Linked DNA regions of Homo sapiens: all the other regions are linked to region 1. Evidence: read pairs that join two places in POLR2A ChIA-PET (ENCODE). Cell type or tissue: MCF 10A. All regions are shown on one strand. Region 1 overlaps RBMS3 (RNA binding motif single stranded interacting protein 3). Region 2 overlaps AZI2 (5-azacytidine induced 2). Region 3 overlaps RBMS3 (RNA binding motif single stranded interacting protein 3). Region 4 overlaps RBMS3 (RNA binding motif single stranded interacting protein 3).

What was found. ChIA-PET counts read pairs that join two places held together with the same protein. Peaks named below come from ENCODE experiments on the same cell type or tissue, not always from the same donor. Only the 100,000 strongest peaks of a DNase experiment are listed, where the experiment ranks them.
Region 2: POLR2A ChIA-PET joins it to region 1 with 6 read pairs; 2 of 35 experiments call an interaction of 5 or more read pairs at or near these places.
Region 3: POLR2A ChIA-PET joins it to region 1 with 7 read pairs; 3 of 35 experiments call an interaction of 5 or more read pairs at or near these places.
Region 4: POLR2A ChIA-PET joins it to region 1 with 5 read pairs; 4 of 35 experiments call an interaction of 5 or more read pairs at or near these places.

Annotation. Positions count from the first base shown.
Region 1 is chr3:29,289,439-29,294,438 of GRCh38, reverse strand. The region is part of intron 1 of RBMS3 (RNA binding motif single stranded interacting protein 3); the gene reads right to left. Among named protein-coding and RNA genes, the nearest start is that of RBMS3, 11 kb to the right of the region's middle. In MCF 10A, no CTCF peak of the experiment used is centred here; DNase peaks (open chromatin) are centred at 888, 2,298 and 2,958.
Region 2 is chr3:28,339,689-28,344,688 of GRCh38, reverse strand. It overlaps AZI2 (5-azacytidine induced 2), which reads left to right. Exons shown (of 8, transcript NM_022461.5): 2 at 4,067-4,287. The coding sequence starts at 4,072. Among named protein-coding and RNA genes, the nearest start is that of ZCWPW2, 6.5 kb to the left of the region's middle. In MCF 10A, no CTCF peak of the experiment used is centred here; a DNase peak (open chromatin) is centred at 2,108.
Region 3 is chr3:29,483,848-29,488,847 of GRCh38, reverse strand. It overlaps RBMS3 (RNA binding motif single stranded interacting protein 3), which reads right to left. Exons shown (of 15, transcript NM_001003793.3): 3 at 349-407. Among named protein-coding and RNA genes, the nearest start is that of RBMS3-AS2, 160 kb to the left of the region's middle. In MCF 10A, no CTCF peak of the experiment used is centred here; a DNase peak (open chromatin) is centred at 2,477.
Region 4 is chr3:29,739,092-29,744,091 of GRCh38, reverse strand. It overlaps RBMS3 (RNA binding motif single stranded interacting protein 3), which reads right to left. Exons shown (of 15, transcript NM_001003793.3): 5 at 4,215-4,372. Among named protein-coding and RNA genes, the nearest start is that of RBMS3-AS2, 99 kb to the right of the region's middle. In MCF 10A, no CTCF peak of the experiment used is centred here; no DNase peak of the experiment used is centred here.

The sequences.
Region 1 (5,000 bases):
CTATTAGTTTCTGACTTAACTCATCTTGTGTTTTATGGTTTTTCCCATTAGTTAGGAATGTAACCCAACTCAAGCCAACAGCCTCAGGGTACTAGCCAAGTGACCCATGTGCTTAATGTGAAAAAGATAGGACCCCAAGAGATTGTATCCATGTGGACATGTAAAAAAGATGTCTTTTGACATAAAGCATCACAGAGGTGAAGATGACATTAAGCAACTCTGGTTCAAAAAAGCACTGCCTTCAGCAATGGACCAATGTACAAGACACACAAAACAAGATAGACTAATACCTTCTGAAAACCTTTTCTTATGACCTTAATCTGCATCATACACCATACTATACATTGCAGGGCATTCAGAGATCAAAACTGTGGTCCCAGTTCTCAGACTGTTTACAGACTAACTCTGACACAAATATGATCTGGAAGAGTACAGTTATGTTTGAAAAGCCAAAAATAAATTTACAACTAAGCAAAAAAAGATAAATTAAAACCCAATCCCACTGTACCTTGTAAAAAAAAGAGAGAAACATATAAAAAGCAATAATTAAAAAAAAAAAGAAAAGACTGAAAGCTGAGAGAACAAAAAGAAGGAAGCAGAATTTAAGGATCAGAGGGCAGAGAGACAAAGAAGGCAAATCCATAGCAGAAAACTTGAGAATAGAAGAAGAAAGGGCGAGCAAGAAAGGGCTACAGGAGTAGAAGCTACAACAAAGAAAAAAAAAATATTAGCCCTAGGAAGGACAATCTGGGAAAGACAGGGAGATGGAGAAGACACAATGTTAAAGCAAGGTTGCATCAGACAGCCATCCTAAATAAAACAAGGATGGAGAAATGCATACAATGAATTTGGCAGAAAAGATGGACCACGAATAATAACAATAGCAGCTAGCCTTTTATGGGCCATGTTGAAATCTAGACACTCTTTTTACCAGGCTCCTCCCCTCTAACAAAGGCTTATGTTAGCCCAGAGTAAGTAAGCATGACTGCACCCATACCCTCAACTGACCTGCTCCTTGGGTCCTCAGGCACATTAGTGGCCTCAAACTTCACTCTTGTTTAATAAGCAGTTGGTACTGTGTGGTTCTCATGGCAATACGGCTTTGCTGGGTTCACAACTAATGTTGCTTTTTCCTTCTCAGAATGAGATTCTTTCCACACAGAACAACAACAACATTGCTCCTGGTTATATTTGTGAGCACATACAGATCGTATATGAATATGTTAGATACAGAAAATCAAAAATACACTTTAAAACTTGATTCCAATGACTCTTTCTGAAAAACATCCCTCTTTCCAATCAAAAGCATCAAGAAGGCTTTTATACAGGTTCTCCCTTGAGAACTAGTGATGAGTAAGTCAAAACAACAAAAGCAAATGCTGGCTATTACTGAATGCTGCAACAAGTGCAAAAACAAAATAAAGCACTAATTGTCTACATAACCATTAATTTTCTTCCTAAGAGACCAAAAGTCTCAACTACAGGACCCCTCCACATCAAATTATGAATTTACATTGACGTATTTTCCCCAAACATGTTTCTTCTGTTTGTAAATGACCTTTTCCTTGCTAAACAGCTCTTATCTATTGCCTTTGGAAAGGAAAACAAGTTGTCAAATTCCAGAAATGTTCAAAAGTACATTGAGCCCTGATACCCTTAATCTTTCTCTTTAGTTCATTTTCTCTTTCTTCTCTTTATTTTATCTTTCTTCCTGTTTCTTATAAATAACCGGTTGAGGTTGTAGAACTGTCATCTTTTTTTCTTTTTTTACTAGGCTGCTATTGACAGCCTCATCACTAAAAGCTTTGAGGTTCATCAGACTCTTCACAGTTTAAACGACTATTATGAAATTATTTGGGATGAATTAGAATTAATCAATAAGATTTCCAAAAGATGCTATCAAGAATGACATAAAAAAGAGAGTAGATAGCTAACTTGCGTAATATACTGTCAATGTATCTCAGATCATGAGAAGGTACCACAATATTTGTGAAAGAAAGTAAAAAAATAGTAGTTATTTCTATTTTGGTAAGACTCACCCCTTTGTGCTACCAACTAGCAGCAAAGTAAAATAAAATTAAATAAATTATAACTGGAAAGAACAGGAATGTGTCTTCTTAGGACCACTTTGCACCTCCATATTTCTCTGTGGTTGTAAAGCCTCAGAGAAAATCTGAACCATTAAAATAATCGTTAAGGTTTTCAGGAATGTATGTGTGCGTGTGTGTTGTTGTTTTATGTGTAAGAGAGACAATCAAAGCTGATTCATTGCATCTGCTGATGAAATTCAGTGAGATCTGTCTAGAGGGCTGGGAAGAAAAATTGAGTAATTAGATAGAGAATCAAAACATAGGGTGATTATGAGAGAATTCGCCCTCCAGCATTGGGGGATGGTGTGAATTTTCAGGTCTGAGGATATATATGGGGCTACAGAGAGAAAAAATTATTTCCTGAATAAGATTGGAGAAGATGGCTATGTCTAGGCTTGGGATCTTGATTTTCCTGTAACACTGGGATAAGAATGAAAATGAAGGAAACCATCACACTTGGCTTATGGCTGGAGTAGCAGTATCTTCAGGTTGCCCAACCACTTGTGAGAGTGATAGTGGGTCTAGCTGCAGTGTGCATACCTGTAGAGACATGTGTTCTTTAAAAGGCACGTAGATTCTCTAGGGCTGAGAGAGACTTCTAGACACCAAGAGATGTTATTATCCTAGGTAAATAACCGTGGGAACTGGGGAAAAGGAAGAAATGTCAGTTTTAATACATATAAAAAACCTATGACCCTATTTTGAGACAGAAGAATTGAGAAAAATTATGCCATAGAATAAGTATTGTGCCATTGATTTGCCTCTTGCCTACTCCCCTAAGAGGGTGCCCTAGGGAAACACCTGTTACATTTAAGCTCTGTCTCTAGTAAACAATTTCACCAATTACGCAATAAAAAATTCTGTGAACCTGGCACCCAGATCTGGAACTCCCAGTTGCTCTCAGTGCCAAAGGTCAATCCAATGTGTCTGCTTTTGAAATATTTTAGCCAAAGAATGTTAATGACATTTTCCAATACACTGTGCTGTTCTACCACATGTCCCTCCCCGGAAATTTGGGATTACTAAAATACAGAGATATTTTGAGTGCCAAAAGGCCACAATAGTGAAAGATATGGCCAGCTTTTTAGATGCTCTGACCATCTTAAAGACCTACAAAAACACTGGTGCAAGGAAACAAATGCATTAACTCCAAACTCTGAAAAGAAAAACTGCAAAACCCAAATCAATTAACATTTATATGCATATCTAAAAAACATAATACATTGTCAACTTTATTCATTGTTCCACTTAGTCTTCTAATAATCTCTTTGTACCTGAAAAAGATTTGTAGATTAGGTTTTTTTCACTTCGCAAGAATATTCATGTATGCAAGATGTCTCCAAATTCACAGATACATATCAGTTAAATTTACTTGGACACAGAGTTTCAGGAGCAAAATTATAAAAGCTTTTTCAACATATTATTGTGAAATAATTAAATTTGGTGTTGAATGTTAGTGCACTTTAATATGTGTCTTTGGATGTGGAATGGAGGCCTCAAAAAGCGTCTATTGTTACAGGAAATAGCAAAACTTGAAGAGAAATTCCTGCATGTTCTTTCATCTATTCCCACTGGCCTTTTCTTGTGTTTTTCCAGCTCAACAACAAAGTTAAACACGAGTCAGAAAGAGAAACTTCCATTGCTAACATGAAGCCAAATTGTCCTAAACAGGTAAATAATAAAGTTTAAAAGCAGTGGTTAATTTTTTTGAAATACATTGAGAAAAGGACATCAGAATTTTATCCTTTCCAGGATTCCCTACCTACCTTAGACTAAAAATGCAATATTCTTATTTCTAAAGATGCAGTCAGAATTGGTGTACATTGGTAATGGACAGGATACCAGGGTTAATCCATGAACTGTCACCACCCTCCAAGGGTAGTTCCCACCAAGTCAAAGAAAATGAAATGTTGTTTTCTCATCTTTCAAGAAGAAATTAAAGGCCATAGGTCTGTCACATATTTATCTGTTGAGTATCCCGGAAAACAATCTGAAATTTTACATAAAGATGGAGATGAGATTAATTATTAGCAAATAATGTCACCAAAATCATTCCAAGTCTCTTAAATACTTCAAATACTTCACCTACTCAAAACTAGTTAAAAAATATATTTGCTTGAATTCTAAGTTATTTAATTTTAAGTTATATATTGGGTGTCAGAATACCATTTATATGATTGACAAGTGTTAAAAGAAGCAACATGAGAATTTACAGACATCGACAATAGCCTCAAATATGACTCACATACATAAGAAAAACTTTCAATATATTTTAACCAGTTCCAGAAAACCAGATAGTTAGTATTGTTTTTTATTTCACTTTTCATTAAATTGTCATCAGTCAGGGAAAATGACTAAGTAGTAGTACACAGGATTAAAAAACAATAAGCTGTCTCTAAAAAAATCCATATTAAATTCTATGCATGATCTATATTCAGCTTGAAAATTATCAGCTAAGAGTGGGATGACCAGAAGATCATTTGCATCTAGCATATTGAATGTAATATATGCCAATTTCTTAACCTCACAATATAATGATAGGAAAGTTAAGTCTAAAACAAATTTAAATGTCAGCTCCTAAAACTTAAAATATTGTTAGATTTACTTTTCTCCTATTATACCTTACTTTCCACACAACAGGAAAGGGCACTATTAGGGTTCCCTTGACTAATAAGGCATGTAGTCGAGTCTCACTTTTGTATTTATCATTCATGAAACAAAATTCCGGGTTCCATTTACTTTTTATTTTCCTTGAGAATTTGATATATTTTCTTTAAGCCTTTTTATATGTCTATATTTGGATTCTTTATGCTTTTATAATATTAGGAACATAGTTAACTGTTTTAACCATTTGATGTATTATAAACATTCCCCCATCACTAAATATTCTACAACATAATTTTCAATGAT
Region 2 (5,000 bases), 950 kb after region 1:
GCTTGGTCTAGTTTGTCAAATAGAATAATAGCCAGTTACACTTTTACCATTTATCTAGAAAATCAGACTTCATGGGCCAGCTGATTTGGATACACACACACAGCCATTTCATTGCAACAAAAGTGTTTAAAACTGAATCTTTATTATGAGACTGATTACCACAGCTCCCTTTACTTCTCTGTAGAAATACATTTTATAAAGGATGCTTGCGTAGCAATAACACCAAAGGCAACACATAGCCTACTTTTTACTTTGCTAACAGTTTTCCTTTCATTATATTAATAAATATAATGGGATATCTGCCTTGTATTGTTTCCTTTCTATGATCTCATTTTCCCTGGACCTGTAGCTTTTACTCTCCAGAAGTCTGGTTTGTACAGACTAATATGATAAGTATTAATATTCTCATGCTTGTGATTTCATATTAATTTTTGCAGGGATAGTAATTAAAATTTTAATTTTCCATTTTATAACAAATTTAAATGACAGTTATTTTAAAACAATAAAAGTTGATACATATATGTGGTGCTAGCACATTGTGTGTTTTAATATATGGCTATTTCTTACATAACTTTTAGGACAGATAAGCAATTTGATGCTGCTTTTCCGCGTATTCTAAGTAATGTTTATAGTGTATAGAATAAATATATAGAATAATGGTATAAAACTTGAAAAATCCTTTTATGCCATTGTTTTCTTACATAATATATGCAACTTTTGATTTATAAATAAAAAGGTAGCATATCAATAGGTAAACCAGTCTGACTACTCATATTGTCTTAAAAATGACTAGCTATCATGTTGTATAAAATGTGACATTATTGTATCAATATACCCCCTTCCATGTAAAGTACTTTTGTAAGCCTTCTGAGGGGTTCCTAGATTTGTAGGAGTGTAAGATTTTGTAAAAGATTCATTGGAGAGGGGAAAATATTAATAGCTCAGGCTCTAAAATCCAAGTCCTGGTTCATACTAATTAAGTGATCCTAGCTAAGCTTCTTTACCTTTCCAGGTCCCAGTTTTCTCATCTGTGAGATGAGTTTGATAAGATTTTGTACCTCATAGGGTAGTCTTGAGAATTAAATGGGATAATGTTTGTAAACATTTAGCATAATGCTAAGTAGTTCACTGGTTGTGAATTAAAAAAAAAAAATCAACATTGTAAGTATTCACACCCTTTAATCATGTCCAGGCCTGTGTTTTTAAAATTCAGCAGAATAAGCACCAAAATCCACAGTGCCTCTACCAGGAAGGACCATCTCAGTTTGTCTCCATCCTGCCTTTTTAATCTCATCTCCTGCCACTCCTCTTCTCAACCTTTCTCCCCACACTTAGATCTTTGAACTTGTTCCCCTGCTGGAAGTTAACAAACTGTAAAGGTGTAAGTACAATAAGTACAGTACAATGAAAATAACCATCCTCTTCACATGAGAGTACAGTCTTAAGAGACATTTGCTCTTTTGTGGTATCTTCTTTGAAAACCACTTTTTCTCCCCATCCCTCAGACCCCCCATAACATTCTGTTGTTTCAAATTTATTACCTACCTTTATGGTATAATAATAATTTTTCTGCACAACTCTGCCTCTCTGGGTTTTCCTTGCTGTGTAAATGATTGTTTCATGATAAAAATGAACAAGTAAATCCCAGCTGAGCTAGTTAGAAGTTTGTGTAAAACAGAAGTGCGTGAGCCCAATCCTTAAAATACACAAACTGCAGGGTATCTGTTTTTGACTTCGCAGAGCAGTTTATGTTATTTCTTGTTTTCAGCTGTCTTTAGAAAAAATCCACATCGAATAAATCCTGCCCATTGGGTTGAGTATTAAATTATTTAAGTCAAATGTCTACTGTGGGTACAATTTTACCTCTCCTTAAACCAGGCTGCATTCTACCACTTACCTAGCCGTCTGTGACTATTTTACTTGCTCTACTTTTAAGGGGAGTGTGTGTGTGTGTGTGTGTGTGTGTGTGTGTGTGTGCATGTGTAAGAGTCTTATATGAAGATATATATGCATACTTTCAGTTTGCAATATGAGAATAACCTGCACTTTTATTTTGAAAGGAAATAATGAGAGTTTCAGCTAGCAGTAGCATGACTGGAATGATGTTTGCTCTTATTTTGGAATATCATTGAATCTGGAGACTGAAAAGTAAACTCTTTTAGAGGAAGAAAAGTTAAACTTTTCATCATTAGGAGAAAATGCAGCTTGCATCAGAAGCAGCATGAGTAATTATGGTTCTGAGAATCCGCCACTTTTTTGGTATACTGTAGATAGCATAGTCTATTCTTGTTCTTGGACTTTATTGAAAAACTGGGAAAGATTGTACCTTAAGAGTGGGAGTTGTCCTGTATGGTTAGAAAATGTTAAATTGATGTTAATGAAGATTGACTGGATGGCAGGTTTTACCTACTCAAGACTTGTAGTATACACATTTATTTTAACCTGCCTTTCTTATAATTCTAGATACAAATTGCTTAGATGCTCCCAGCTGTTGCTTTAGTTGACAATTGGAAGTTTTTAATTGTACAATTAGAAAAGCAAAAATATAATGATATAAGACCAGACCCAGAAAAACACAAAACCTTTTGTTAGTATTCATGTGATCTGAAATAAGGCAAAAGAAATGTTAAAGGGATTAGTTGACACAGGAGGGAGATTAGACATTTTGGAAGAAAGCAGGCATAGTGAAACACGGGTTGGAAACGTGGCTGTAGTTAAATTGCCTATGTTTACATCTCAACTCTCCACTTACTATGTTACTTTGGAAAAAATACTTAAATTCCTCCTACCTCAGTTTCTTCATCTATAATGTTCTTGAACAGTGACTGATATTAGTAAGTAACCAAATTTTATTTCAAGCAAGGGATAGTTAAAAACTCACTTTCTAGTAATAATTACTGATCTAAGATACATGAAATTCAATTGATAATCTTTATTTAGAGTGCTATATTTAGTTTTTTATTTTAAACTAAAAAATATTTAAAAGGACTTTTTAGGTTCTCTTGCATGGTCTAAAGTCCCTCTTATTCTGTTTTTCCCAGGAGGTCTTAAAAGGTTTTAGCCACAGTTTCTCCTTCCATCATGTTTTTCAGGAACCTAACTCTCAGAGAAGTAATGCTGAACCTAACAGCAAAAGTAGATGTTCAGAGCAAGTCAGTTTTTCGTTAAACAATGAAGGTAACGAGCTCTTCTCTTAGGTTTTGGAGTCAGAGTTTGATTTGAATCCTACTCTACCCACTCTTCATTCAGTAATCAATATTTATTGAGCAACTTCTACACAGTGATGAGTTGGGGACACAAATGATGGGCAAAACAGACAAAGCTTCTGCCCTCACAGAGCTTAACATTCTTCTAGATTTAACAGGGCTAATTCAACTTTCTAAGACCTACCTATAAAATATAGATGATACATATTTCATAGAATTGTTCAGATAATTAAAAGAGATAATATTAAAAGAATGTAGTGCATTATAGTGGGACATATTGGACACTCAAATGTTAATTAATTTGTCTTCTATTCTAAATATACAACAAACATAGCCAATTACTGGTATGGAAAGATAGAGTATGCATTAAGACTTCTATAATATAATATTAATATGTTGTTGTAATGAATTATACTCAAAGAACTTTTGAAAATTTATAAATTGAGAAGCTATGAAACTTGCTACTAATAGATCTAAGTGGAAATGTTAGGAGAAGATATATTTGGGGATGAAGTATTTTAAAAAATTTTGATTGTTTTAATGAAACTGATATTTCAGATTTTTATAGAACATACTAATAATTATGGTTTTAAGTGGTTTATAGATATAATTTAATATTCTTAAGACTCTATGAGGTATTTGCTGTTATTTCTTGTACTTTATAAATAAGGAAACTGAGGCATAGAGGTTAAGCAACTTGCCCAAAGTCAGACACTAAATGGTAGAGTTTAGAATACAACCCAGGCAGTCTGGTTTTTAAACATTGTCCTAGTATTTACATTATTCTTAACTATAACTTTTTTTCCTTTTCACTTATTCAGTGAGACATTTGTCACTCATATTTTTTTTCTTTTAAACAGTTGTCATGGATGCACTGGTAGAAGATGATATCTGTATTCTGAATCATGAAAAAGCCCATAAGAGAGATACAGTGACTCCAGTTTCAATATATTCAGGAGATGAATCTGTTGCTTCCCATTTTGCTCTTGTCACTGCATATGAAGACATCAAAAAACGACTTAAGGATTCAGAGAAAGAGAACTCTTTGTTAAAGAAGAGAATAAGATTTTTGGAAGAAAAGGTAATTTTTATCTTTTACCTTCATTGCGTTTGTGACATAAGGAATAATTCAAAATACTTGAAATTTTGAATACTTTTTGTCCTGTCTTCCATGATTGTACTAAATTTCCAAGAATAACTCACTGCTAATCTGAAAACTCTGGGCATTATACTTATCCTGTGTTTCACATACCATGTACTTGGTAAATATTTGTAGGAGAGGATTTAACAACTTGGAGTTATATTCCAAATATTTTTCTTTCATTTTCAGGTTTACTTACCTCCATAGCTGTATGTATTTTATTCAGAATTTTCAAATCTGGGCAAAAAAAAAAAAGATATACCAACAAAGGAAATTAAGTATCAAAGGAGGAAGCTTCTGGAACATTGTCCAATAGGTTTAATAATATCTTTACCAAGGCTGAAATCTTTACTTCAACATTCTTTCTCTTCTTTAACACATGTAATAGGAATAATGCTTTTAATTGATCAACTGATGTTTTCTGTTTACCTTTCCATGTATAATTGTGACACATCTAACTGTTACAGAATATATAAGTAAGGTAGCTGATTCAATATAAAGCACCAATCTACTTGGCTTTATGTATGAGGAATATTCTTCAGTCATCCTTTTATTTTTGAGTTTTAAAGTTTTAACTTAGCTTAGTTTGTATTTTTTCAGCTCAGATAAGAGCATTTTTATCCTACAAAGAGCAGCTACCACAAAGGGTAAAG
Region 3 (5,000 bases), 190 kb before region 1:
GGGAAGTTTTCCCCAGAGTTCCTCATTTTTATATAGGAAATCAATTTGCATCACTGATGATATCATTCACATCAGACACCCCAAAGTTGTTAGGAGGTAATTTAGTTTTATGCTGAAGCAATTTGATACTTGTTCTGATTTGTGATTTTCATTTTGTTTGTTAATGAAAAAAATGAATGAGCAATGTTACTAGAAATACAACTTATCAAAACATTGGCATCATTAAAGAGGTTTTCCATACTATGCATTGTGATCATTGTGCAGCTGGTACCTGGACCTCCACAATGGAAGAACCATTAATCAGATAGCATAGGCAAGATTTCAGGGTACGGATGCCCTTACACATACCTTTGCACTGATTTGTGTTTTTGTCAAGAATTGCCTTTGTAGATACAATTTTTCCATACCTGAAAGAGAGAGAGAGAAAAAAACCCATGTTATTGTAACCCATTGAAGACACTTAAAACACTCTAATGAACATCGGGGCACACACAACTGAGCATGCATAAACCAAGAAAACAAGCTCTGGATTCCCATTTCACACCTGGATGATGTCCTTTCACCAGTTCTTCTTTATAACTTAGGAATGTTCTTCCCTATGTAAGCAATGGGTTGAGCTTCAAAAATAAACTTGTCAGGCTGTCACAGGCAGCCAAAAGAGGATCACATGTGATTGTGATCACAGTAAATCGCACTCTGTGGATTCATGGAAGAAAGCATGGACCTTGGTGCTAGACTGAACAGGGTTTGCATCCAGCTCTGACTCTCACCTTGTGTTGTAACACTGCAGAGTTTAACCCAACTTCACTAAGACACAGTTTCTTCATCTGCAAAAATGAGAAGCTAAATATGTCAAATCTCCTAGTTCAATCAACATTTATGTCTTTGGGAATCCACTATATTAGGCTCCAGGAGCAATGTAATATAGTAGTTAAAAGAATATACGGAGACACCAAACTATCATGGTTCAAATCCTAATTTAGCCTGGGTATATTTGGTTGGCTAAGTAAGTAATATGTGCTTTTTGCATCATTTGATCATCTATAATAATATAAATACATTTATTTAAATAATGATTTGAATTATTTGTAATGATATAAATATTTTTGTAAGTATATAAGATGAGGATAATATTGTCTTCTTTATAGGCTTTTTGTGAAGGTAAAATGGGGTTTACCTAACGTGCTGAGGACAGTGGCCGACACAGAGTAAGTATTATTAATGTTAGCTCTTCTTCCAATGATGCTCTCCCTGCTATCAGCTATATAAAAATGTCTCCAGCCCTCGGCATTCTCTGAGAATGATGAGAAGTGGAAGGGGGTAAAGATTCTGTCCCCAAAGCTTCAAACATTACTACTTAGACTGTCAAAAAATTCCACTGAGAAAATTGACATGTAAAGTTATTTGCTAAAAGATAATTACATTTACAGTTTACATCGTTAGTTTTAAATGTTAGGGATTTCATTATGTTCTCACTCTACCTAGTTGTACAGATACTCACCTGTTCGAAGCTTTTTTGTTTGTTTCATATTATCAAAATGACTATTACCTCATGCCTATTACCACACGAGATTATTCCCTTTAAAAACTCCCAATCCTCCCTTTCCCATCTCCCCCAAAACACTCTTTTTGGAGCTCTATTTCACCCCAAGAGTCTCTCTGTTGGGAAAATAACCAGTAAAATAAAATCATATTTGAACAGTCTCTTTACTAGACAATGATTCATCGTACCTACAATCATACCCATTAACTAGCTGTAATGTTAGCTAGGTTTGAGCTATTAAGGTAAATAAATATTTGCAAAATTATATGTATCTTAGAGTAGAAAATAAGGGATAAGAGAAGAAAATGTCACTGCATCTTTTTTTTCCACACCAAGCACCATTAATACAATATGTGAGAAGTAAAAATCAGAAAAAGAAAGAAAAATTAGATCAGGTATAACTATCTTACACCAGGCACATAAACCCTTAAGACAAAAATCCTTCTTAATTGGTTTATAAAGGTGTTCCTGAAATTTTTATATAAGAACCTTCTAAACTGAAATTTAGCTCTGTCTTAAATATGAAATTAAACATTACTGTGTTTCATAGTGGATTTCATCTCACAACTGGACTGTTAACAATAGTCAATGGCATGCATATTGTCCTACTGTATCAATATTACAAGAATGTCCTCTACTGCATTAAATGTAGTATATGTAATCACTTTTACAGCAAAAAATGTTAAATGTTTTCTTATGGAAAGCATTTGTGAGTATTTTGACAAGTAACTTTTTTATAAACAAAGAAAAAGAATTTTATTTCTCAGAAATTATTACAATATTACTATCAATGGAAAATCACACACAGAGTCCAAAAAAGCAAACCATACTATTTCTTGATTTCCTTATTTCTAAACACTCTCTAGGCCAGACTTTCCGACAGCACAGAATCACAAAACAATGGAACACAACTCAGAGTACTTGACGCAACATCTACTATGACTGGAGTAACAGGAATTTCATTCCATGGCTCCGTTACAACATTCTGCATTAACAATTAATTTGCAAAGCTAGGATATGCTTTAAACAACAAGAGAAGGTACTTAATGGGCCACTGGTTACAGTTCATGTCTGAACTCTCAGGATGACAAACAGGTACTTTCTGCATGACTGGCTCTGTATTCTCTGTGATCTGCAAAGTCAACAACTGATGTAGATAAATAAGGTTTAGATTTTTTTTAAAGACGTAACCACCATAAACACGAGACCCACGAATGTAATATACCTATGAAATTATGCTTTTATCAAAGTATACTAGTAGATTAGAATGAAAACTACTCTGCAGATTAAAAGTACATGATTTTATACACTCCGAAGGAAAATAAAAATTTCTGAAGTAAAAAAGTATGCCTTCAGGTATATAACCTCATTTACTTACTCTTTCCCTTCTTAGGGTTTAGATCAAGACCTTATGTCTTCATAAAGTTCTTTCTTCAACTATGCCACCCACCATTGGAAGCAGAAATCTAATATTAGAGAAAATTATGTGACCAAATTGCTGAATAATGCCTGGAAATAGACACCTGAGCACAAGTCCCATGTGCCTCCTGACTCCAGAAGCTTTCAGACAAATCCAATTCACTTATCTATCCTTTCATTTCTTACAGCTAGAGGAGATAAAATACTATCCACAGTCTACTTCCTTGGGGGTTTGAACTTTTCAAGGGAAATAAATAAATGAAGTAAATATATTTTACACTATAGTTCTTTCTATGTGGGCCTTCTCTAGCCAAAGTAGGAACTCCCTAATACAGCATTGCAAAGATGCTTTTTGGCAACCCCATACCTACATATTCACCAACTATCCTGAGTGCTCATGTATTCTACAAATATAGCCAGGTCTCTAATGACATTTTCTTTATATTCAAATACAGCCAGGTCTCTAATGATATTTCTTATATTCTATTTTCTTTATATTCTAAAGAGTATGCTTTAAAAGAGTAGCTAGTCTACAGTAACTATTTGCTTATTACATTTTTGAGTTTTCATAATTTTATAAATGTATATATTGTCTATCAACTTTTTAAAACACTTTCACCCTAGCTTGTCAATACAATTTTCATATTTAATTTTTTAAGAGAAATAGCCAGTTCTTTTCTGGCATTTATTCTTAAACAGCATCTGAGTCAAACTATATTTGTTGATACACTTGATTATTCCACATACAAGCCTAATTTAAACTAATGGCATCTTTTATTTTCAAAGCTGAAGAGAAAATAGAGTTATTATGGGTCTACTCTTCATGAATTATGAAGACATCAAATTGGTGGGATCCTTCAATAAAGAATTTATTTTTAAACCCTTTTGCTGAATCACCCACTGTGTATATTAATTCAAAAAATACAGGCAGAGACTGAAAATAGAGTCTCCGCAGTCAATTAACTCTCAGCTAACTCATTTTTCACATGCCTTCTATATTGATACCAGACTAGAAAAAGGTATCACATTTATTTAATGGATGAAACATTAGCCTTTTAGCAAATGTGGTTGTTTGCCTACTTCTAGATGGCTCATTCATTCTTTGGCATTTGAGGATGGTAATGGAGCATATCTGTAGCTTTAGGGACCCAGTTGGAATGTTGTAGGGCTATCTCTCTGATGGAATACATCAGCCACGTTTCACCTACAAGTTTACAACCCATTTATATTCTGAAGTTTTAACAAGTTCAATCTACAAATGGGTCATCAAAGTCATGCATAATTGTTATGGACTGAATTTTGTCCCCTCAAAATTAATATGTTAAAATTGTAATCCTCACTACCTCAGAATGTGACTGTATTTGGAGACAGAGCCTTTAAAGAGGTAATTAAGGTAAAATAAGGTTATACGATAGGCCCGAATCCAATATGATTGTTGTCCTTATAAGCAGAGACAGGCACAAAAAGACCATATGAAGTCGTAGAGAGAAGGCAGCCATTTACAAGAAAAAGAGAAAGGCTTTAGAAGCAGCAATGGTGCCAATACCTTGATCTTGTATTTCCCACTTCAAAACTGTGAGAAAATATATTTTCATGAAGCCACCCAGTCTGTGGTACTTTGTTATGGCAGTTCTAACAAACTAACACAATAATCTTCTCTCCAAGGCCTCCTGAGCTTTGCAAAAAGAACAGAGGTGAGAGGATTCATCAGACAAGACACCTTTCTAAAATGCTTTGCTCAATGATTTTGCACTTGTCCCTTCCAAGCTCTTACCTAAGACCTTCAAGCTCTTTCTCATCTAACATTTGTGTATGATAACAGAAGCCTAGAAGTCTCACAGTGTTACAAAGAGCAGACAACAAATAATCCAGAACCTGGTCCTTGGTCTTGTAATCTGGGCAGTGTTTCTTTCCCCGGAGAGATAATCAAACTGTGATCATGCATCCACACCAAGTAAACTTTACATGTCTATTGTGCAAACTAAAACGTCTTTTATTAACATACTATTTCGGGCTAATACCTTACAAAGAACACAAA
Region 4 (5,000 bases), 450 kb before region 1:
GCAATAGTTCTCAAAGGGTGGTTCCCATATCAGCAGTGTCAGTATCACCTGGAAACTTGTTAGAAATGCAAATAATTGCAAGGACAAAAAACCAAACACCGCATGTTCTCACTCATTGGTGGGAATTGAACAATGAGAACACATGGACACAGGAAGGGGAACATCACACTCTGGGGACTGTTGTGGGGTGGGGGGAGGGGGGAGGGATAGCATTAGGAGATATACCTAATGCTAAATGACGAGTTAATGGGTGCAGCATACCAACATGGCACATGTATACATATCTAACAAACCTGCACATTGTGCACATGTACCCTAAAATTCAAAGTATAATAATAATAAAATTTAAAAAAAAAAAAAAGAAATGCAAATAATTGAGTCTCACCCCAAGCCAACTGGATCAGAAACTTTAAGAGTGGGCCCAGCAATCAGAGTTTTAACAGATCATTCAGGTGGTCCTAAGAACAAGTACTAATGACCTAAGGCAAAGCTTTAGAGTGCTTTTAGAGTCATCTAAAGTGCTTGTTAGTACACAGATTACAGACTGCTGAACACCCTCACCACCAGACTGTTAATTCGGTAGATTGGGGGCAGGAAATTTGCATTTCTAACAAGTTTTTAGGAAGCACTGAAGCTGCTGATCTGGGAACCACACTTTGAGAACCACTGTCCCAAGACATCCTCATGTAATACAATAATTTCTCTCACTTGCTATGTGCTATTCTTGGAAGAATCAAGAAAATGGTGACTGAAATCATCTCTGTTTTGTGGTTCAGAGGGAAAATTTCAGATGAGAAAAGCAGAGTGGAAAAGGGACAGGATAATATTTTTAAAAGGAGAAACATTTGTGCAAGAATTAAGTTGTGAATGATCAAATTAGTTAAGGCAAAAGCCATAATTGCTTGAGAAAATGCACAGCCAATGTTATAGGGAAGTAGGAATTTGGGCAGATCTATTTATGGTACAGCTAAAAATATATTCTCACCCCATCAAATTAGGCTAATTATATGGGATTCTGCTCCTCAAAATTTAAAATCTAAGATACATGGAGAACGAAATACTTTTTCTGTGTTGGTTTCCTGGCTTCTTTCAAAAGATAGTCAGACTCACACTTCATTTTTATTTCTTAGGCATAAGAAATCAGTGGCTTGACTTGAACCTATGTTTGCCTTTTCAGTCCACATGGCACTTTCTGAAATACAGATACCTAAATTTCAGAATTGGAATGTGACTGCTAATTCATATTTGAAGCTCAAAGTTGTAAAAGACCAATGAATTTAGCTATTCTGAAACTTCACAGAACGGTAATTATGAAATCCACTAGCCACATATCTAGTCATCCATCCAACAAAGAAAAAGAAAACTTGACCCAAGGAAATGTACAATCCATTTGGTGAAGACAGAAATTAAACAATGAATTCATTGTAATCGTGATATATTTTATTTGAAAGAAAAAACAAAACTTTTATAGGAGCTATAACAAGAGCACCTAACTTTGTCCAAAGCCAAAGATTGGAGGTCAGCGAAAAATTCTTTGAAGAAAAGATGTTTAAGCCATTGCCTGAGAGATGAGCAGGCAGAAGTCAGGAGAAGAGCCATGGAAAGTATAACCAGGCAAGAAGGGCAGCTTGTGCCTGAACATGAGACAGAGTCAAAGCCAGGAAGGCGAGCAATATCAAGAATGATGCTGGAGAGGTTGGCAAGTGAAATGTTGAAGGATTGTAAGCAGGACCCTGACATGATGAGATTTGAATATTGAAGGGCTCACTGTGGCTTCTATATGCAAAATGCAACAGAGGAGAGAGAGAGGCTGCATTCAGAATAGAGCTAAAATGTAAAATTCCCACCCTCCCTCAGTTCCTAAAGAAAAATAACTTTGTAAGTTTTATTCTTTCATGATCTCATATACCAGCATTATAGTTCTGCCTTTTAGAATATATATTACTTGACTCTGTACTTAAGAAAAATATGCCTCATTTTAAGCAAACTCTCATTGTATAGAAAAGATAAATGGGAGAGAAATGAATAGTTCAATCTTTGTGTTATGAACTGAATTGTGTACCCGACAAAACTCATATGTTGAAGTCCTAACCCCCAATACCTCAGAATGTGACTGTATTTGTAATTACCCCTTTAAAGGGGTAATTAAGTTAAAATGAGGCCATTAGGGTGGGCCCTATTGCAATATGACTTGGTGCTCTTAAGAGATTAAGACACAGGCATGCACAGAAGGAAGACCATGTGAGGACAGAAGGGGAACACAGCCATTTACAAGCCAAGAAGAAAGGTGTCACAAGAAGCCAGCTATAAAGACATCTTGACCTCTGACTTCTAGCCTCCAAAATTGTGAGAAAATAAATTCATGTTGTATGAGCCACTGTTCCGTGACATTTTGTTATGACAGACCTAGGAAACTAATATACTTTGTACGAACACATCCTTTGTTTAAAGAAAAAAATATCACTGTAGGTCTTCTTGGAAATATGTGCTCTTAATGAATTTGAAATGCATTTATTTCCCAGCAAGAGTCCAAATGAAGGAGAAACTAATTTATTGGAGAGTTTTTGGAGGGCAAGGGATGGGGGAAGAACCAAAGGAATGTGTATGGTATGTAAAGTAAAACATGACAGTTGGTTCAGTGAACTCCCACATCGCTCAGGCCTCCAATAGCTAGTTGCACACTATATAAGAATGACTGCATTGGCTAAATTCAGAGATCCAAGTAGTGTCATAAGCTCTGCCTTGGCCATGAAAATCAACAGTTGTCAATGTCCTGAAAGCCTGAATACCTCATGCACACATTCAAGTCAGGGAGATTTTCTTCATTCTGTTTATTTCTATTCAAATCATCAAGCATGTACCTTGCATTTGTCTCCTGGTTTACTATGTATACATTATGGAGAATAAGAAGAATTTTCACACATGGTCCACAACCACAACTCCAAGGAAATAAAGTTAGAGATTAGTTAACATATACATGACGATTTGTTATCTTCTAAAGTGAGTTAACGGAAGTTAGTTTGGAATGGTTTTTCTTTTTTTTTTTTTTTTGAGATGGAGTCTCGCTGTGTTGCCCAGGCTGGAGTATAGTGGCGCGATCTCGGCTTGCCACAACCTCTGCCTCCCAGGTTCAAGTGATTCTCCTGCCTCAGCCTCCCGAGTAGCTGGGACTACAGCCATGTGCCACCACGCAACGGCTAATTTTTGTATTTTCAGTAGAGATGGGTTTTCACTATGTTGGCCAGGCTGGTCTCGAACTCCTGACCTTGTGATCTGCCCTTCTCAGCCTCCCAAAGTGCTGAGATTACAGGCGTCAGCCACCCTGCCTGGCCCTAGATGAACAAACTTGTCTGCAATGGGCTGACTTCCACATAACACTTAACATCCATCCATTCATCCATGATAAATCAGCTGGAGACACACATAAATGTACCAAGCCATAGAGACAAGACTTATTTTTCTTCATTGTCATTGAGCAGTTTCTTTTACTCTGTGGTCTCTTTAGCTTTGTTTTTCATGAAAGCACAGCAGGTACAACTATTTAAACTCCATTCCTGGCTGAAATCCTCTTTTGTAAACATTCCTTCAAAGTTAAAATGAAAATTACTCTTCCTTTTCTTACAATGAAAGGAATATTTTTTTTTCCCCTGTTCTGCCTAAAATATCAAAAACATAGCCAGGGCCTCTTAAATGCAAATGGCTTCTTGACCTCCCTTGTATTTCTGAGTTTGCTGGGTCTTCTCAGTAATTCCTGTTTCTCTAAATGTTTCCTTTCTTTTATTTTCTCTTTACTGAGAAATGCTAGCACCCTTTTTTGGAAATCAATGCAAAAACACTTAGATGCTTTGTTCACCACATGGGCTCTTTTGCTTTGGGGTACTGGGCATTTATTGTCTCTGTCAGGTATTGGCAGCATCTGATTTTGTTGATCCACAGGCACAGAGAGGACTGGGAACTGAGTATGTATGTTATTATGACTCAAGACACATAAACACATTCTACGTACATTTGAACAAGCACAGTTTATTTATAATTACATTGAAATTATTTAGCTCCAAGCAAAGACACAGAGGGATGACAGATTTGATAAGCTACTTTTAATTTTTTTTTTTTTTTTGCATATTCTATTGCTTTGGGCTCTAGTACTAAAAAAGGAATGGAATTTAAAAGGAACAATGAGGAAAGAACGATTACATACAAAGAAAGAATTTTACCTGGCAAAGCCAACACCTCTGCTGACTCCATTAGCGTCTCTTAGTATTCTTGTGGAAATGACATGTCCAAAGGGTTTCAGCATATTCTCAAGCTCCTGCTCATCCATAGAAATGGGGAGATTTGAGATGTATAGGTTTGTTGGGTCTTGCTCTTGTTGCTAAGGGAAGGAAAGTAACAAATATGGTAAGTTCTGAGTATTGAGAAACATTGTACAAATAGAGAAACTTTTGTTTAAACTGCAATCTAGATAATAATCTCCAAAATGCTCTTGAAAGTGCTTTCACTAGGGGCATTACTTCTTTTTACTGATGTCTTGTGCAGAATGTTTATCATAGACAAAATGATCAATGAAAGCCAAGCTCTCCATCCATCATTCCTTAGAAAGACTAATAAACTTTTCTTTTTTTTTTTTTTTTTTCTTGAGACGGAGTCTCGCTCTGTAGCCCAGGCTGGAGTGCAGTGGCGCGATCTCGACTCACTGCAAGCTCTGCTTCCCGGGTTCACGCCATTCTCCTGCTTCAGCCTCCCGAGTAGCTGGGACTACAGGCGCCCGCCACCACGCCCAGCTAATTTTTTGTATTTTTAGTAGAGACGGGGTTTCACCGTGTTAGCCAGGATGGTCTCCATCTCCTCCTGACTTAGTGATCCGCCCACCTCGGCCTCCCAAAGTGCTGGGATTACAGGTGTGAGCCATCACGTCCGGCCGACCAATAAACTTTTAATGCAATTGAACTAAGGCAAATGTGTATATTCTTTTTTATTACCATTAACCACTACTTCTATGA